Linked DNA regions of Homo sapiens: region 2 is linked to region 1. Evidence: read pairs that join two places in POLR2A ChIA-PET (ENCODE). Cell type or tissue: OCI-LY7. All regions are shown on one strand. Links, peaks and the distances in the headings refer to the core of each region. The heading gives the core; the rest is flanking DNA. Region 1 overlaps SWAP70 (switching B cell complex subunit SWAP70). Region 2 has its middle 23 kb from the start of WEE1.

Evidence for each region. Peaks named below come from ENCODE experiments on the same cell type or tissue, not always from the same donor. Only the 100,000 strongest peaks of a DNase experiment are listed, where the experiment ranks them.
Region 2: POLR2A ChIA-PET joins it to region 1 with 15 read pairs; 6 of 35 experiments call an interaction of 5 or more read pairs at or near these places.

Annotation. Positions count from the first base shown.
Region 1 is chr11:9,670,799-9,679,142 of GRCh38, reverse strand. The region is part of intron 1 of SWAP70 (switching B cell complex subunit SWAP70); the gene reads right to left. Among named protein-coding and RNA genes, the nearest start is that of SWAP70, 11 kb to the right of the region's middle. RefSeq lists enhancers at 92-631, 2,803-3,337. In OCI-LY7, for the core only: no CTCF peak of the experiment used is centred there; DNase peaks (open chromatin) are centred at 3,292 and 4,011; H3K4me3 peaks cover 3,013 bases; H3K27ac peaks cover 5,214 bases.
Region 2 is chr11:9,592,772-9,601,115 of GRCh38, reverse strand. No RefSeq gene overlaps it. Among named protein-coding and RNA genes, the nearest start is that of WEE1, 23 kb to the right of the region's middle. RefSeq lists enhancers at 1-161, 1-374, 422-501, 3,886-3,945, 4,056-4,135 and silencers at 4,376-4,445, 4,606-4,655. In OCI-LY7, for the core only: no CTCF peak of the experiment used is centred there; DNase peaks (open chromatin) are centred at 3,995, 4,475, 6,015 and 6,655; H3K4me3 peaks cover 4,305 bases; H3K27ac peaks cover 7,949 bases.

The DNA.
Region 1 (8,344 bases), core at 220-8,219:
AGAAATCTCTCCTTAACCGCAAGATCTCCTTATATGAAATTCAAGTATACACACAGATTTCCATTTAAATATCTCTCCCTCAACTGCTGAAAACTGCAGTTTCCAGTAGACACAGATTTTGAGTTTAAAGAAAAGGAACACGAAGGTAGGATGAGAAGAAGGAAATGAAGCAGAAAGTAGAGCAGGAAAAATAGTTTCATGAAACGCAGTCTTGGGGAAGAAAAAGGAAGCTGAGGCAAGGATCTACCTTAGGCTTGTGTTGTGGGAGGGGAACAAGGACATGCCTAAGAGGGACTAAGGAAGCGAGTGAGAGTGCTAATGTGCTAATAATCACCACTGATGGGACTAAGGTTCTATAACCCTCACGGTGGGAAGGAATGAGAAATACCTATTGAGTGATGGCATGCTGAGTACCTGGGAGAAGGTCGCCTAAAGCCTCTTCTGTCTCTAGCTTTGTTACTATGTACCTCTGGGACTGTGATGAGACCCCAAAGGAAATACAAAATGGAGATCAGAGAGGTTAAGAACTCTGAGTCCTAAGATCAGAAATGTACTATTAAGATGGAAGGTCAAATACCAAAAAAAAAAAAAAAAAAAAAGCACCTCAGAGTTTACGTGTTATTTTCGATAAAAGTACATGTATTTCCCAAAAAAAAAAAAAAACATAAAAATGTCCAAGTTATCTCACTGAAAAGTTTCTAGCAAGTAAGGAATAGAAACTAGAAATAATCCAACATTCATTATCCTATTTTAAGATATCTAAATGTGTAATTTTCTCTTTATTTAGAGAGCTGCCCTTACTATTTTATTTTGGTGATATCTACATAAAAAATATTTACAAAGACTTTAGGCTGGGTGCAGTGGCTCATGCCTGTAATCCCAGCACTTTAATAGGCTCACTCAAGACTCTGATCCCCAACCCCATTTTAAAAATTGATTGTTTTTGTTCCTCAATAGAACCTTTTACCATAGAGGTTAGCAGAAACACAACACAAAAGATTAGGAAGGGAATACTATACATGCCAAGTTCACAAAAGAATTAACTACATTTGTATATTGTGTTCCACAAATAAAAACCCTGTCTCATAATTTGCTTCCTTTATATTTTCAACTTACCAATGGCCTGGCTGAATTACCTTTGTAACTAGCAAGTAAAATTTTTTTAGGCTAAATGTCTGTATGGGAACAGAAAACATGGTATGATTCGTAAGATATCCAAACCAATTGTGAGGCAAAAGATAAAAAAACTAAAAAAAGATTTTAGTTGAAAATCTATCATTGAGAAAATACTAAAGATTTAAACTATCCATGTTGTTCATCAAAATTTTTTTCATTTAGATCTACACCAGAGTTGTAAATTCTTTTATTTCAAAAAGGTACAATAAATTTTTTTAAAGCTGTATTTCTAAAAACAACAGGATAAAAATGCACAGACAATGAGTTCATTTCAAGACATTTCCAGTGCTGACATGTAATTCACCCTGCAACCATAACTGCAAAGTAAAGCTATAACAGAGGTTGCAAAAAATATCACTAGATTTTGCTATATTTAAGAGGAAAACATTTACTAAACAATAAGGGTATTAATTTTAAGCTTCATTTTGATCTCTCAAAGGAACAGAAGAAGCTAGAAATAATGGTTACCTCCAGGACAGGGGACTAATATGGGCCAAGGGTTAAGGGAAACTTACTTTTCATTTTTGTAAATACCCTTTAGAATTTTATAAAATTTATATGTGTCTATATGAGATATTAAAAAAGCTTCTTTTTAATATACATGTTTAAATAATAACCTTTTTTCTTAGAATTGTATGTACTGTATTTCTAAGTAACACTGGAGATTTAGCATCTTTCAGCAAAACCACTGAAATTCTAAATAATTTTTTAAAAAAATTGTTAGCACCAGTAGAAGAGAAATAATTATTGCTTCTACTTCAAATAAGATGCCCTATTCCTATTTCCATTATGACTTCTGCAAATTTATACCATAATTTAAAAGTAACAATGTCTGTTTCAGGTGCCACATTAATAAGGTTTATTATTATTAGAGAGTATAGAATCCACATACGAATAGCTCTCATTAAAAAAAAAAAAGAGAGAAATACAGTTGGCCCTCCGTATCCCTCGGTTCTGCATCTGTGTGTTCAAGCAAGTGTGGACTGAAAACATTCCCCTTAAAAACTGCATCTGGGCCAGGCACAGTGGCTCACGCCTGTAATCCCAGCACTTTGGGAGGCCGAGGCAGGCGGATCACGAGGTCAGGAGACCAAGACCATCCTGCCTAACATGGTGACACCCCGTCTCTGCTAAAAAAATACAAAAAAAATTAGCCGGGCGTGGTGGCGGGCGCCTGTAATCCCAGCTACTGAGGAGGCTGAGGCAGGAGAATGGCATAAACCCAGGAGGCGGAGCTTGCAGTAAGCCGAGATTGCGCCACTGCACTCCAGCCTGGGCAACAGAGCAAGACTCCGTCTCAAAAAAAAAAAAAAAAAAACTGCATCTATACTTAACATGGGCAAACTTTTCTTCCTGTCATTATTCCTTAAACAATGTAACTTAACAACTATTTACACAGCATTTATATTGCATTAGGTATTATAAGTAATCTAGAGATAATTTAAAGTATAAAGAAAGATATACATAGGTTATATGCAAATATTATGCCATTTTATATAAGAGTCTTGAGCATCCTACGATTTTGGTATCTGCAGGGAGTCCTGGAACCAATCCCCCAAGGATACCAAGGGACAAACTGTACAAACAAAAGAAGAGCACCAAAACCAAACCAAGGGGGAAAAATGGTGGAAAAAATGTCTAACGTTGAATTCAACTACATTTACTCAGCTACCTATGTGCACCTAGCACCTTCCTATAAAGAAAACCCCTTTCCATCTCTCTCAATACAGTTTTCAGTCTACCATCAGTTAACACAGAATATACTAAAATTGCAATCAAAACAGATAATACAGTCTTAAACTATACGGTTTGTTCTAAGAAAGGACTATTCATGAATACAAGTTTAAAAGCAAGTAGAAAATGTGTTTCTGGAAGTCTGTTTCCCCACTATTAGCCTATTGCTATCTACTTCAGCTGCTGAAAAGCAAGTAAATCTTTGCTTAAGAAAAAGCTCAAAACAATCACTTAGTGTTCCTGGTTAGTTCAGCCTGAAAAACCAAGTAACACCAAATCAACATGACAATCAGTTGTATTTAACAATCCAATTGCAAATCAAGTTAACAGAGCTGATGACTTCTATGAACGTGCACAGGATGGGTGCAGAGATAAAGGCCTACGTACTCTCAACTCAGGTGGGGAGCCAGTCAAGTTACAACTGGAGCCAGAGAGACAGAGCTCCCCGGTAGAAGGTGCACAGATTGCCAGGAAGATGCCCAGTGAGATTACAGGGAATGCAGGAGAAGGAAGGAGAAAAAAAATCAAGGTAAGGAAAGGGAAGCAGACAGAAGTGGTTCCCTTTTTGGGGAGAGGGGTGGTGTGCGGAGGAGGGCTTAAAGATTCGAGAAAACCTACTGACCTGCAATGACCTTATTTATGGCTATAAATATATATAATATATATAAAATATAAAACAGTTGTTTTAACAAGAAAACATTACTGTGACTAGACAACCAGCAAACATCTGTTTCTATTGTAGTTTATGTAAGCCATAAGAGGTCTTTCTCCCTTTCTCCCTTTCCCTCCCTCTGTCCCTCCCTCCTCCCTCCTCTCTCTCTCTCTCTCTCTCTCTCTCTCTCTCTCTCTCTCTCTCTCTCTCTCTCTCTCTCTCTCTCTCTCTCTCGCTCCCTCTCTCTCTCTCTCTCTCTCGCTCCCTCTCTGTTTCTTTCTTTCTTTTTCTTTGGATACAGGGTCTCACTCTGTTTCCCAGGCTGGAGTGCAGTGGCACAATCATAGCTCACTCCAGCCTCCATCTCCTGAGTTCAGGCCATCTCCTGTCTCAGCTACAGAAGGAACTTGGACTACAGGCGTGTGCCACCATACCTCTCTAACTTTTTAAATTTCTTGTCTTACTATGTTGCAAAGGCTGGTCTCAAACTCCTGGGTTCAAGTGATCCATTTGCCTCAATCTCCAAAAGTGCTAGTATTACAGGCATGAGCCACTGCACCTGGCCTAGGAGTGGCTTCTATTTTTTAAATTTAAAATTTTTTTTTTTTTTTTGAGACGGAGTCTCGCTCTGTCGCCCAGGCTGGAGGGCAGTGGCATAATCTCCGCTCACTGCAAGCTCTGCCTCCCGGGTTCACACCATTCTCCTGCCTCAGCCTCCCGAGTAGCTGGGACTACAGCCGCCCGCCACCACGCCCAGCTAATTTCTTTTTTTGTATTTTTGGTAGAGAAGGGGTTTCACCGTGTTAGCCAGGATGGTCTCCATCTCCTGACCTCGTGATCCGCCCACCTCGGCCTCCCAAAGTGCTGGGATTACAGGCATGAGCCACCGCACCCAGCCTATTTATTTATTTTTGAGACAAAGTCTTGCTCTGTCACCCAGGCTGCAATACAGTGGCACTATCTCAGCTCACTGAAACCTCCTCCTCCTGAGTAGCTGGGACCACAGGTGCCCACCACCATGTCCAGCTAATTTTTAAATTTTTTGTAGAGATAAAGTCTCACTATATTTTCCAGGCTGTTTTCAAACTCCTGGCTTCAAGCAATCCTCCTGCCTCAGCTTTCCAAAGTTCTGGGATTATAGTCATGAGCCACTGCACCCAGCTTCCCAAGGGTTTTTTTTAAATCTGTGTTCTATAGTTCGATTTTATTGATAAGTTTGACAAAAGTCTGTCTGCAACATGTGATATTATGAGACAGAGATATACATAGATAAATATATATAGGTTTTCATCCATGGTCCCTGGCTCATAACGCCATAGCCCTTGTTATAATGTTGGGGTGCTTTAGGCCTCAGAAGCAGGTCTCAGAAAACAGAATCTCAGCCAGGTGCAGTGGCTCACACCTGTAATCCCAGCACTTTGGGAGGCCGAGGTGGGCAGATCACTTGAGGTCAGGAGTTTGAGACCAGCCTGGCCAACACGGCGAAACTCGGTCTCTACTAAAAAATACAAAAATTAGCCGGGTATGGTGGCATACACCTGTAACCCCAGCTACTTGGGAGGCTGAGGTAGGAGAATCGCTTGAACCCAGGAGGCAGAGGTTGCAGTGAGCCAAGATCATGCCATTGCACTCCAGCCTGGGCGACAGAGCGGGATTCCATCTCAAACAAACAAACAAACAAACAAACAAATAAATCAATGAAAAAAGAAAACAAATCTCTCTCTCTCTCTCTGACCTTCTGCCCTTTTTTCGCCTGCTCCTTTTTCTCCCCAAGGCAGGCCGTAGAAACTAAAAATATAATCTCATCTCCCCCAACCTTTCTATCTTGGAGCTGGCCATAAAGAAATTCTCTGACCTTCCTTGTCTAATTGAAGGCCACAAGACCTTCATTTCAGAAGGGGTCCTCCCCCATACCCTGGAGGAAGGAAAGCTACACAGAGAGACCAAGAAGAATCTGAACAGACAATCCTTGCTGGATTTTCCCACTCAGTCTATTAATATTAGATCATACCCTTTTTTGTCTAATCACATTTCTACATGGTTGTCTGTACTTTAATCATGACTATCCAATAAAGTCTCCATAAGAGACGGAAGAGGACAGGGTTTGAGGAGCTCCCAGAGAGCTGAACATGTAGAGGCTTAAAGGAAGGTTAATGAGAACTCATTCATGTACCAGGAGGGCAGTGCACCCCAACTCCATGAGGATAGAAGTTCCTCGCCCTGTGTCTCTCTTCATCTGTCTATTTGTATCCTTTAAAATATATTCTGTAATAAATCAGTAAACATGTCACCCTAAGTTCTGTGAGCCACTCTAGCAAAGTAATTGAACCCAAAGACGGGGTCACGGAGAACCCAACTTGAAGCTGGTCCATCAGAAGTTCCAGAGGCCCAGATTTGCAACTGGTAGGAAGGAGGAGGACCGTCTTGTGGGACTGAGCCCTCAAACTGTGCGATCTGACACTCTGTGGGATCTGACACTGTCTCCAGGTAGATAGTGTTGGAATTGAACTGGAGGATACCCAGCTGGTGTCCACTGCAGAACTGATTGCTTACTTGGTGTGTGGGGAGAAACCTCCACACATTTGGTCACCAGAAATCTTCTGTGTTGATTGTTATTGTGGTGTGAGAGCAGAGAAAAAAACAGTTTGTGTGTTGTTTCCACTGACATACTATTAAAATGATATCTAATTATGTTGTTAATTTTTCTTCAGATTTTGCTTCAAAATTTACTTGGATCATTTTTCTTTTACTTAATAATATGCTATTTGTTAAAAATTAGGTATATAAATAAGCTTTGTCTGTACTACACTGGGGGCCCTCAAGGCCAATATTTACTAATTATAGCAATGACTCAAGCACATTTATCTAAACGAATACCATTCTACAAAGTAATCTTCTTAAAAATGAAAGATACAGGCTGGATGTGGTGGCTCATACCTGTAATCCTAACACTTGTAGGTGGATGGACTGCTTGAGCCCAGGAGTTTGAGACCAGCCTAAGCAGCAAAGTGAGACCCTGTCTCTACAAAAAAAAAAAAAAAAAAAAAAAATTAGCCAGGTGTGGTGGCATACACCCGTAGTCCCAGCTACTCAGGAGGCTGAGGTGGGAGGATCACTTCAGCATGGAGGTCATGGGTATGGTGAGCTATGATCGTGCCACTGCACTCCAGCCTGAGTGACAGAGTGAGACCCTGTCTCAAAATAAATAAATAAATTTTTTAAAATAAGTAAAAAATACATTTATTCCAAAGATGATGTCAATATTCCAAGCTTTTCATAATTTATCTTTAGAGAAGAAATATGAAGTTTATGGGACATGGAAAGGAAGAACCAACCTGATTACTTTACAATCATATATATATATATATATATATATATATATATAGACACACACATATATGTATATATATATTTAAATATATTATTTATAAATATTATTTTAAATTATATTTAAATTACATTTAAATTATATTATATTATAATTATATTTAAATTATTATTTAATTATATATTTTATACTATAAAATATATTATATAAAATATATTATTAAAATATATATTATTAAAATATATATTTTATATATTATATAAAATATAGAAAAATATATAACATATAAAATATATTATATATTATAAAATATATTATAAAATATAATTATATTATAATTATTATATTTAATAATTAAATTAAATTAAAATTATATTTAAATTATAAATATAATTTATTTATTTTATATATTATATATTATTATATTATATATTTATATATTTATATTTATATATATTTATAAATAATAATATATTATATTTATATTATATATTTATATATTTATATTTCTATGTATACATAGAAATATATTTATATATTTCTATGTATACATAGAAATATATTTATATATTTCTATTTATATATATTTATATAGAAATATATTTATATAGAAATATTTATATATTTATATAGAAATATATTTCTATATAAATATATTTATATATAGAAATATATTTCTATATAAATATATTTATATATATTTCTATATATTTCTATATATTTATATATTTATATATATATTTATATATATTTATATATATATTTATAAATATACTTTTATATATTTATATATATATTTATAAATATATTTTTATATATTTATATATATATTTATAAATATATTTTTATATATTTATATATATTTATATATTTTTATTTTTATTTTATTTTATTTATATATTTATATTTTTAAATATATTTATATATTTTTATATTTATATTTATAAATATATTTTATATATTTTTATATTTATATTTATAAATATATTTTATATATTTTTATATTTATATTTATAAATATATTTTATATATTTTTATATTTATATTTATAAATATATTTTATATATTTTTATATTTATATTTATAAATATATTTTATATATTTTTATATTTATATTTATAAATATATTTATATATATTTTTATATTTATATATTTATATATATTTATATTTATATTTGTATATATAAAAAACAATAATAGGCCGGGCATGGTGGCTCACGCCTGTACTCCCAGCACTTTGGGAGGCCGAGGTGGGTGGATCACAAGGTCAGGAGTTCGAGACCAGCCTGGCTAACATGGTGAAACCCCGTCTCTACTAAAAATATAAAAAATTAGCCAGGTGTGGTGGCAGGCACCTGTAATCCCAGCTACTCGGGAGGCTGAGGCAGGAGAATGGCGTGAACCCAGGAGGTGAAGGTTGCAGTGAGCCGAGATGGCCCCACTGTGCTCCAGC
Region 2 (8,344 bases), core at 292-8,291, 78 kb after region 1:
CACAAGTCCTTCTCTTCTTTTCTTCCCAGGGTTGTTGTGACTCATTCCTTGATGGAAAAAGCCTAAGCTCTCTTATATACATTCCTTTCATTTGCTCATTCATCAATATTTTCAGCTTTGGTCTGAACAAGAATAAACAGAAATTCATATTTTTCAGAAGTTTGCTTATTGCAGAATTGAAACCCAGCAATGGAAAACATGAATCTGGCAGTGAAACTGGCTTCACTGGCAGTGAAACACACTATGCTCTTGCCACCCTAATAACCTGCACAGCTGCATTCCTCTGGGCCTTGTTCATGATGATGGATCCCGCTACCTAGGAAACCCTTCTGCCTCATCCACTTAGCAAACTCTTATCCATCTTTCAAGCCCTAGATGAGGTGTCGCCTCTCCTGCGAACAGCAATACCCAGCTCTTTATCCCGTGGATTCATTGCTTACCATTTGGTCCCCATAGTGACCTATGCTTGCCACAAAAGGACATTATTTTATTGTATATGGTTAGTTGTTTCTGCCTAATACCTCCACTACACTGTGTACAATGGAGAAGGAAGAAGGATTATCTTGTTTGTATTTGTATCTGTGTCTAGCACTAGCTAGTAACTGCTCAGCATTCAGGTACCAGGAGAAAGAAGGGGACCTGGGGTTGACATTGCCCAAGTCTCAGGCACAGAGGCCTGGGCACAGAGGAGACAGCACCAGAACACTGGGAGCAGGAGGATGGCGCAGGAGACATGAGGGTGCAAGGACTAGCACAGTGCAAGTCCTTAAAGTAAATGTTGCTGCACATGGTGGCTCACACCTGCAATCCCAGCACTTTGGGAGGCCAAGGTGGGCAGATGGCTTGAGCTCAGGACTTTGAGACCAGCCTAGACAACAATCCCGTTTCTACAAACAAACAAAAATTAGCTAAGCATGGTGACAGAAGCCTGTAGTCCCAGCTAGTTGGGAGGATGAGGTGTGAAGATGGCTTGAACCCGGGAGGTGGAGGTTGCAGTGAGCCGAGATCGTGCCACTGCACTCTAGCCTGGGCAACAGAGTGAGACTCTGTCTCAAAAAATAAAAATAAAAATTTTAAAAAAATGTTGATTGAAAAAAATGAACCAAAAAATTGAATCAGCAAAGTAAACGTAAGTGCCATTTCCCTGTATGCTCTGGTCCCTTCAGTGTCGAAGCCAGGAATCTAATTGGGAAGCATGTGGTGGAGCCAGGTCCTCTGTCTTCCCCAGCTTCAGTATTTTGCTCCATCTTTTAACGAGGAAGCTTAAGGCTGCGTGTGGTGGCTCATGCCTGTAATCCCAGCACTTTGGGAGGCCGAGGCAGGAGGATTGTTTGAGCCTAGGAGTGTGAGGCCAGCCGGGGCAACACAGCAAGACCCCATCTCTACAAAAAATTTTAAAATTAGCTAGACATAGTGGTGCATGCCTGTAGTCCTAGCTACTCTGGAGGCTGAGGCAGGAGGATAGCTTGAGCCTAGGAGTTCGAGGCTACAGTGAGCCGTGATTGTGCCACTGCACTCCAGTCTGAGTGACAGAGTGAGGCCCTATCTCCAAATAATAATAATAATAATAAAGACTGAGGAGCCTTGAAATACAACTTTTTCCCAATTTCAAATACAAATTTAAGACTCCTTATGGGTTTTTTTTTTAGATGGAGTCTCACTTTGTCACCCAGGCTGGAGTGCAGTGGTGTGATCTCGGCTCACTGCAACCTCCACCTCCTCGGTTCAAGTGATTCTCCTGCCTTTGCCTCCTGAGTAGCTGGGATTACAGGCATGCACCATCATGCCCAGCTAATTTTTGCATTTTTAGTAGAGATGGGGTTTCACCACATTGGTCAGGCTGGTCTCGAACTCCTGACCTCGTGATCCGCCCACCTTGGCCTCCCGAAGTGCTGGGATTACAGGCATGAGCCACCGTGCCTGGCCTGCCTCATGAGCTTTTATCTCCATTTTCACTCCCCAAGAATGGGTTGTTCGATACTCGTAGCAATAGTGTGTGACAAACAGGAAAAAAAACTGCACATTTTATTGTCCAAATCACCTGGCTGCATAGGTCTCTTTAATTGTTAGTGGAACTATGGGATGTCTAATCCTGTTCAATGGAAGTCAAGGTCTAGCAGTAAAATTCTTTCTGGAACTGCTGTGCCTGGTGCTTTGCACCAAGTAAGCCACTAGAAAATTAATGCTATAAGTACATATAACGAGGAAAGTGAGGCAGGCCAGGAAGAGACGCTGCGGGGTCTGCTGCTATCACATGCCATTCTTGACACAGCAGAAACCTCAACCAAGGAATGAACCTGGAGACCCTCAGATCTTTGCAATCCTCAGTCATGCTGTTAGGGAAGGAGAATCAGAGTGACATCATTTTAAAATCAATTCCATCTTTTTTTTTTTTTTTAATTGAGACAGAGTCTCACTCTGTCACCCAGAGTACAGTGGCACAATCTGGAGTGCAGTGGCACGATCTCAGCTCACTGTAACCTCTGCCTCCCGGGTTCAAGCGATTCTCCTGCCTCCTGAGTAGCTGGGATTACAGGCATATGCCACCATGCCTGGCTAATTTTTGTAGTTTTAGTAGCAATGAGGTTTCACCATGTTGGCCAGTCTGGTCTTGAACCCCTGACCTCAGGTGATCCACCCACCTTGGCCTTCCAAAATGCTGGGATTACAGGCGTGAGCCACCGTGCCTGGCCTAAACTCCATCTTAAAACTAGCCAAGGCACATTCCTTGCCACTCACGACCCATGATCACAAGCTGTTTACAGTTGAGGAAACAGCTTAAAGATACCTGCAACGACATACTCCTACAACAACTAGAAGTCCAGATGTCTCAATACCCATAACAATATATGCTTTCAAGATAATTATAATGGCCAGATGCAGTGGCTCATGCCTGTAATCCCAGCATTTTGGGAGGCCAAGGCGGGAGCATTCCTTGAGCCCAAGAGTTTGAGACTAGCCTGGGCAACATAGCGAGACCCCATCTACGAAAGTAAACAAAAATTAGCCAGGCATGGTGGTGTGCACCTGTGGTCCCAGCTACTCAGGAGGCTGAGGTGGGAGGATCACTTGAGCCCAGGAGGTGAAGGTTGCAGCGAGCTGAGATTGTGCCACTGCATTCCCAGGCTGGGTGAGAGAATGAGACCCTGTCCCCCAAAAAAAAAAAAAAAAAAAAAAACCCAAAATATAATTATAGTTATACTTTGAGGTACTTACACACTAGAATGTCAAGGACAGCTTTCTTTAAATCAACAGAATAATAAATTTTGTGATGCTGCAACCTACTCTCATGTAGACACATCTTAGCCTAGCTTTTATGTAGACAAGACCTCTATATAAGAAAAACTTAAAGATGAGGTGTTCCTCCTCTTGCCTTCTGAGGATGTTCTAGTCTGTAACAGTAGCTTTCTTTTTCTTTTGAGATGGAGGCTCGCTCTGTCACCAGGCTGGAGTACAGTGGCACAATCTCAGCTCACTTCAACCTCTGCCTCCTGGGTTCAACCAATTCTCCTGTCTCAGCCTCCCAAGTAGCTGGGACTATAGGCGCATGCCACCACGCCCGGCTAATTTTTGTATTTTTTAGTAGAAACAGGGTTTCACCATATTGGTCAGGCTGGTCTCGAACTTCTGACCTCAGATGATCCACCTGCCTCAGCCTCCCAAAGTGCTGGGATCACAGGCATGAGCCACCGCTCCCAGCCGACAGTAGCTTTCAATAAACTATCTCTTCTCACTGCACTCTGTGAACTCACTTTGAATTCCTTCCTACACAAGATCTAAGAACCCTCTCTTGGGGTCTGGATCAAGACCCATTTTTCTGGCAACAATACAGTATCTAGATGATTTAACTCATGGCTACAAGTTTAGAAAAATATGTTGCATTAGGCAAGCTCTTTTCATTTCAAGCAACTGACTCACCTTAAAATAGCTTAAGCCAAAAGAGGAATATGTATAGGCTCATAGAACCCAACCAAGATTGGCTTCAGGGACTCCGATGTTCTCAGATCTTGCCCTCCTCATTTCTCAATTCTGCTTCTGTGTTGGTTCATTCACTTCACCTGCAAATCAGCTTTTGCTATGCAGCTTGGCCTCCTTATCTTTGCCAGCAACGGGAGCATCTGCAAGGTTCCAGGAGAAACTCCATTTGGTCCAGCCCAGATCATATAGGTGCCCCTGTATTCAAGGGAGTGGTGCCCATTATTAGAAATTTGTGGGGGCAGTAGAGGATGATTATTGGACAAATCTTTGCAAGCCAGGTGACTTGCTCAATTTCTATTGACTGCATATGTTAATAACTTTTTGTTTGTTTGTTTGTTTGTGTCTGTGTGTGTGAGAGACAGGGTATTGCTCTGACATCCAGGCTGGAGTGCAGATCTTGGCTCACTGCAACTGCCGCCTCCTGGGCTCAGGTGATCCTCCCAACCTCAGCCTCCCAAGTAGCTGAGACTACAGGTGCATGCCATCACGCCTGGCTAATTTTTGTATTTTTAGTAGAGATGGGGGTTTCACTATGTTGCCCAAGCTAGTCTTGAACTCTTGAGCTCGAGTTTTTTTTTGAGATGGAGTTTCGCTCTTATTGTCCAGGCTGGAGTGCAATGGCATCATCTCAGCTCACTGCAACCTCCACCTCCAGGGTTCAAGCGATTCTCCTGCCTCAGTCTCCACAGTAGCTGGGATTACAGGCATGCACCACCATGCCCAGCTAATTTTGTATTTTGAGTAGAGACGGGGGTTTCTCCATGTTGGTCAGGCTGGTCTCAAACTCCCGACCTCAGGTGATCCGCTCACCTTGGCCTCCCAGAGTGCTGGGATTACAGGCGTAAGCCACGGCGCCCGGCCCCGGCCTCAAATATTTTTTAAAAGGAAAAAAGAGTGGGAAAGCTTCAGTAATCCCACCAGTCACGTAAATGACAGCTGTTGTTGGCCTTCATTCTTTTAATGCTTTAACAACAATCCCATGTGTACAATTTTGTTTGCTGTTTTTTTTCTTACTTTATTATAACACATAAATTTCTCTAATCATAAAAACTTCTTGAAACGCTGCTTTAAATATCTATATAGTATACTCTAAAGACTCACCCAGGCTGGAGTGCAGTGGCATATTCTCAGCTCACCGAAACCTACAGCTCCCAGGTTCAGGTGATTCTTCTGTCTCAGCCTCCCAAGTAGCTGGAATTACAGCACCTGCCACCACACCTGGCTAATTTTTGTATTTTTAGTAGAGGCGGGATTTCACCATGTTGGCCAGGCTGGCCTTGAACTCCTGACCTCAAATGATCCACCCATCTCGGCCTCCCAAAGTGCTGGGATTACAGGCGTGAGCCACCGCTCCTGGCCCTCTGAAGACTTTTAGCCACTTCATCCAGAAGGAAAGAAGGCAGCAGCAGCAGAGTGAGGAGGCATTCCTTCTATACATGTGCCTCTGTCCTCAGTCCCCTGAGGCACTTTCAGTTCCTGGGACACAATTCCAACTTCAGAGGAGAGAGCATTAAACTGGAATTCCCCTCCCCATTTCCTGCACTTCCCAAAACTTGTCTCATTCACACTTATTCTTCCTCCGCTCCAAACTCAGAGAACTTGCTACAAATTTGGCTAGTGGTTCAGCCAAACACTTTAGGTTTGAATCCTGATGCTGTAGCTTCGTATCCTGATGCTGTAGCTTTGTAATTGGGGAAACATTTTACCTCTCTTAAAAACCATTTGAAAAATGGGGATTTTGTCACAGAGTTCTTATGAGGATTAAATGTCATTATGTATGTAAAACACTTAGCACGTAGATGATAAATAATACCAAAATCAGCAAAACCCAGGCCAGGTGCAGTGGCTCGCACCTGTAATCCTAGCACTTTGGGAGGCCTAGTCGGGCAGATCACTTGAGCCCAGGAGTTTGAGACCAGCCTGGGCAACATGGCAAAACCCTGGCTCTACCAAAAATACACAAATTAGCCAGGAGTGGTAGTGCACACTTGTGTCGCCAGCTACTTGAAAGACTGAGGCAGGAAGATCATTTGAGCCTGGGAGGTCGAGCCTGTGGTGAGCCAAAATTGGGCCACTGTACTCCAGTCTGGGCTACAAAGTGAGACCCTATCTCAGCAAAACAAAACAAAACAAAACACCCCAGCAAAACCCAAAGAAGATTCCCCTCTAATTATAGCTCTCTCCTCCCTTCCCCTTCTCTTTCAGCCATGCTTCTTGCAAATGATCTGTGCTTGCTATCTCTATTTCCTCATCTCCCATTTACATCTCAACCCATTGTAATCTGGCTGTTTCCCCTGTACTGACACCGCTCACCAAATATCTTCTAATGAACTCTAGATACCTTCACAGAGCTTTGAGTCATTGTTCAATCTTTTCTGTATTAGTCACAGTTAATCAATTTCTCCTTCAAAATTCTCTTATTCTCTGTCAGATTCCATCCAGTTTTCCTAATTCTCAGCCTGCACCTTCTTACTCTCCTTTGCTGCCTGAACACTGTCTTTTAACTCAGGGGTTCTCAACCCCTGAATTAATGGCAAAACCCCCATGGTACCAGTTCGTGCCCTGTTAGGAACCGGGCCGCACAGCGGGAGGTGAGCAGCGGGCAAGCCAGAGAAGCTTCATCTGTATTTACAGCTGCTCCCGATTGCTTGCATTATCACCTGAGCTCCACCTCCCATCAGATCAGCCGTGGCATTAGATTCTCCTAGGAGCACGAACTCTACTGTGAACTGCACAAGCGAGGGCTCTAGGTTGCATGCTTCTTGTAAAAACCTAATCCGTGATGATGTGTCACTGTCTCTCATCACCCCAAGACAGGACCATCTAGTTGCAGGAAAACAAGGTCAGGGCTCCCACTGACTTACATTATGGTGAGTTGTATAATTATTTCATTACATATTATAATGTAATAATAATAGAAATAAAGTGCACAATAAATGTAATGTGCTTGAATCACCTTGAAACCATTCCCCTGCAACACCCCAACCCCAGTGAAAAAATTACCTTCCACAAAACCGGTCCCTGGTGCCCAAAAGATTGGAGATCGCCTCTTTAATTAGTATTTGTCTTCAACCTTCATATGTCTAGAAAAAGCATGATTCTTTGCTATGAGATCTGAGTTGGAATTCTGACTCTGCTACCTACTAAATTGATTTCCTAAATTATTTTACTCCCTTGAGCCTTCATACTCTCACCTGCAAAAAAGTTCCTCCTCTCCTGGATAATCATCCTAAATTGAATTGTATACCAAACCTATATTTCCAAGCTGGGTGCGGTGGCTCACACCTGTAATCCCAGCACTTTGGGAGGCTGAGGTGGGCAGATCACAAGGTCAGGAGTTCCAGACAAGCCTGGCCAACATAGTGAAACCTTGTCTCTACTAAAAATACAAAAATCAGCCGGGCATGGTGGCGGGTGCCTGTAGTCCCAGCTACTTGGGAGGCTGAGGCAGGAGAATTGCTTGAACCCAGCAGGTGGAGGTTGTGGTGAGCCAAGATTGCGCCACTGCACTGGAGCCTGGGCAACAGATCAAGACCCCGTCTCAAAAACAAAAAAACAAAATCAAGCAAAAAAACCCTGTATTTCCCATTGGCATAATGAATTAGTAAGCATAAATTGGAATTCCAGGCCTGGAAACCTATTTCATGCCACAACTATGTCAAAAATCAGAACAAGTATATGCTCTTCAAAATGTTTATTAACCATATAAAACTAAACAATGTGAACTGTGATGTAAATGTTCCTTTGAGGTATTTTTCTTCATGGGCTGGACTGGCCGAAGTTTCTTTGACTCTTAGTTTAATGAAGTTTGGACACAACATGCCATCTTTTCCTGGTGAATCTTCCTAGGGCATACATAGATATTTTTCCTTACTCCAGAGACCTTTGAATTTGCACTGAAAATTAGGGTCATCTGCCACAAAGGAAAAAAAAAGTTCAGTAATGTTCAGATGAATGCCTCTCAAAAGTTTTTGAATGCTAAATGTTGGGAGAGGGACAGTTGCAATGACGTCTTATTCTTCCATTTTTATAAAAATCTACTTTGCTGAGCTTCCGAGAAATGTCTAGCAATATTATCAGTTTGCAAGAGAAATTTCTAGATTCACTTACTCTGCAGTGTCTCTCAGTTTCAGTGATGCTTTTTACAGTTATACAAATACCTTCAAAAATACTGAATGAGGCAGTTGCCTCCAGATTCCTAGTTCCAGGCTTCACTTAAGATTTACATAATATCCAAAACACTTCCAAAATTCTTTTTTGATCTATCCTCCTTGTTGATTGCTTTAATTGGCCTTTGCAAATTTCACAAATAAAGATACCTTAAGAAAGCAACAAATTCTGTAGCAAGCCGACTCAGAAAAAAAAA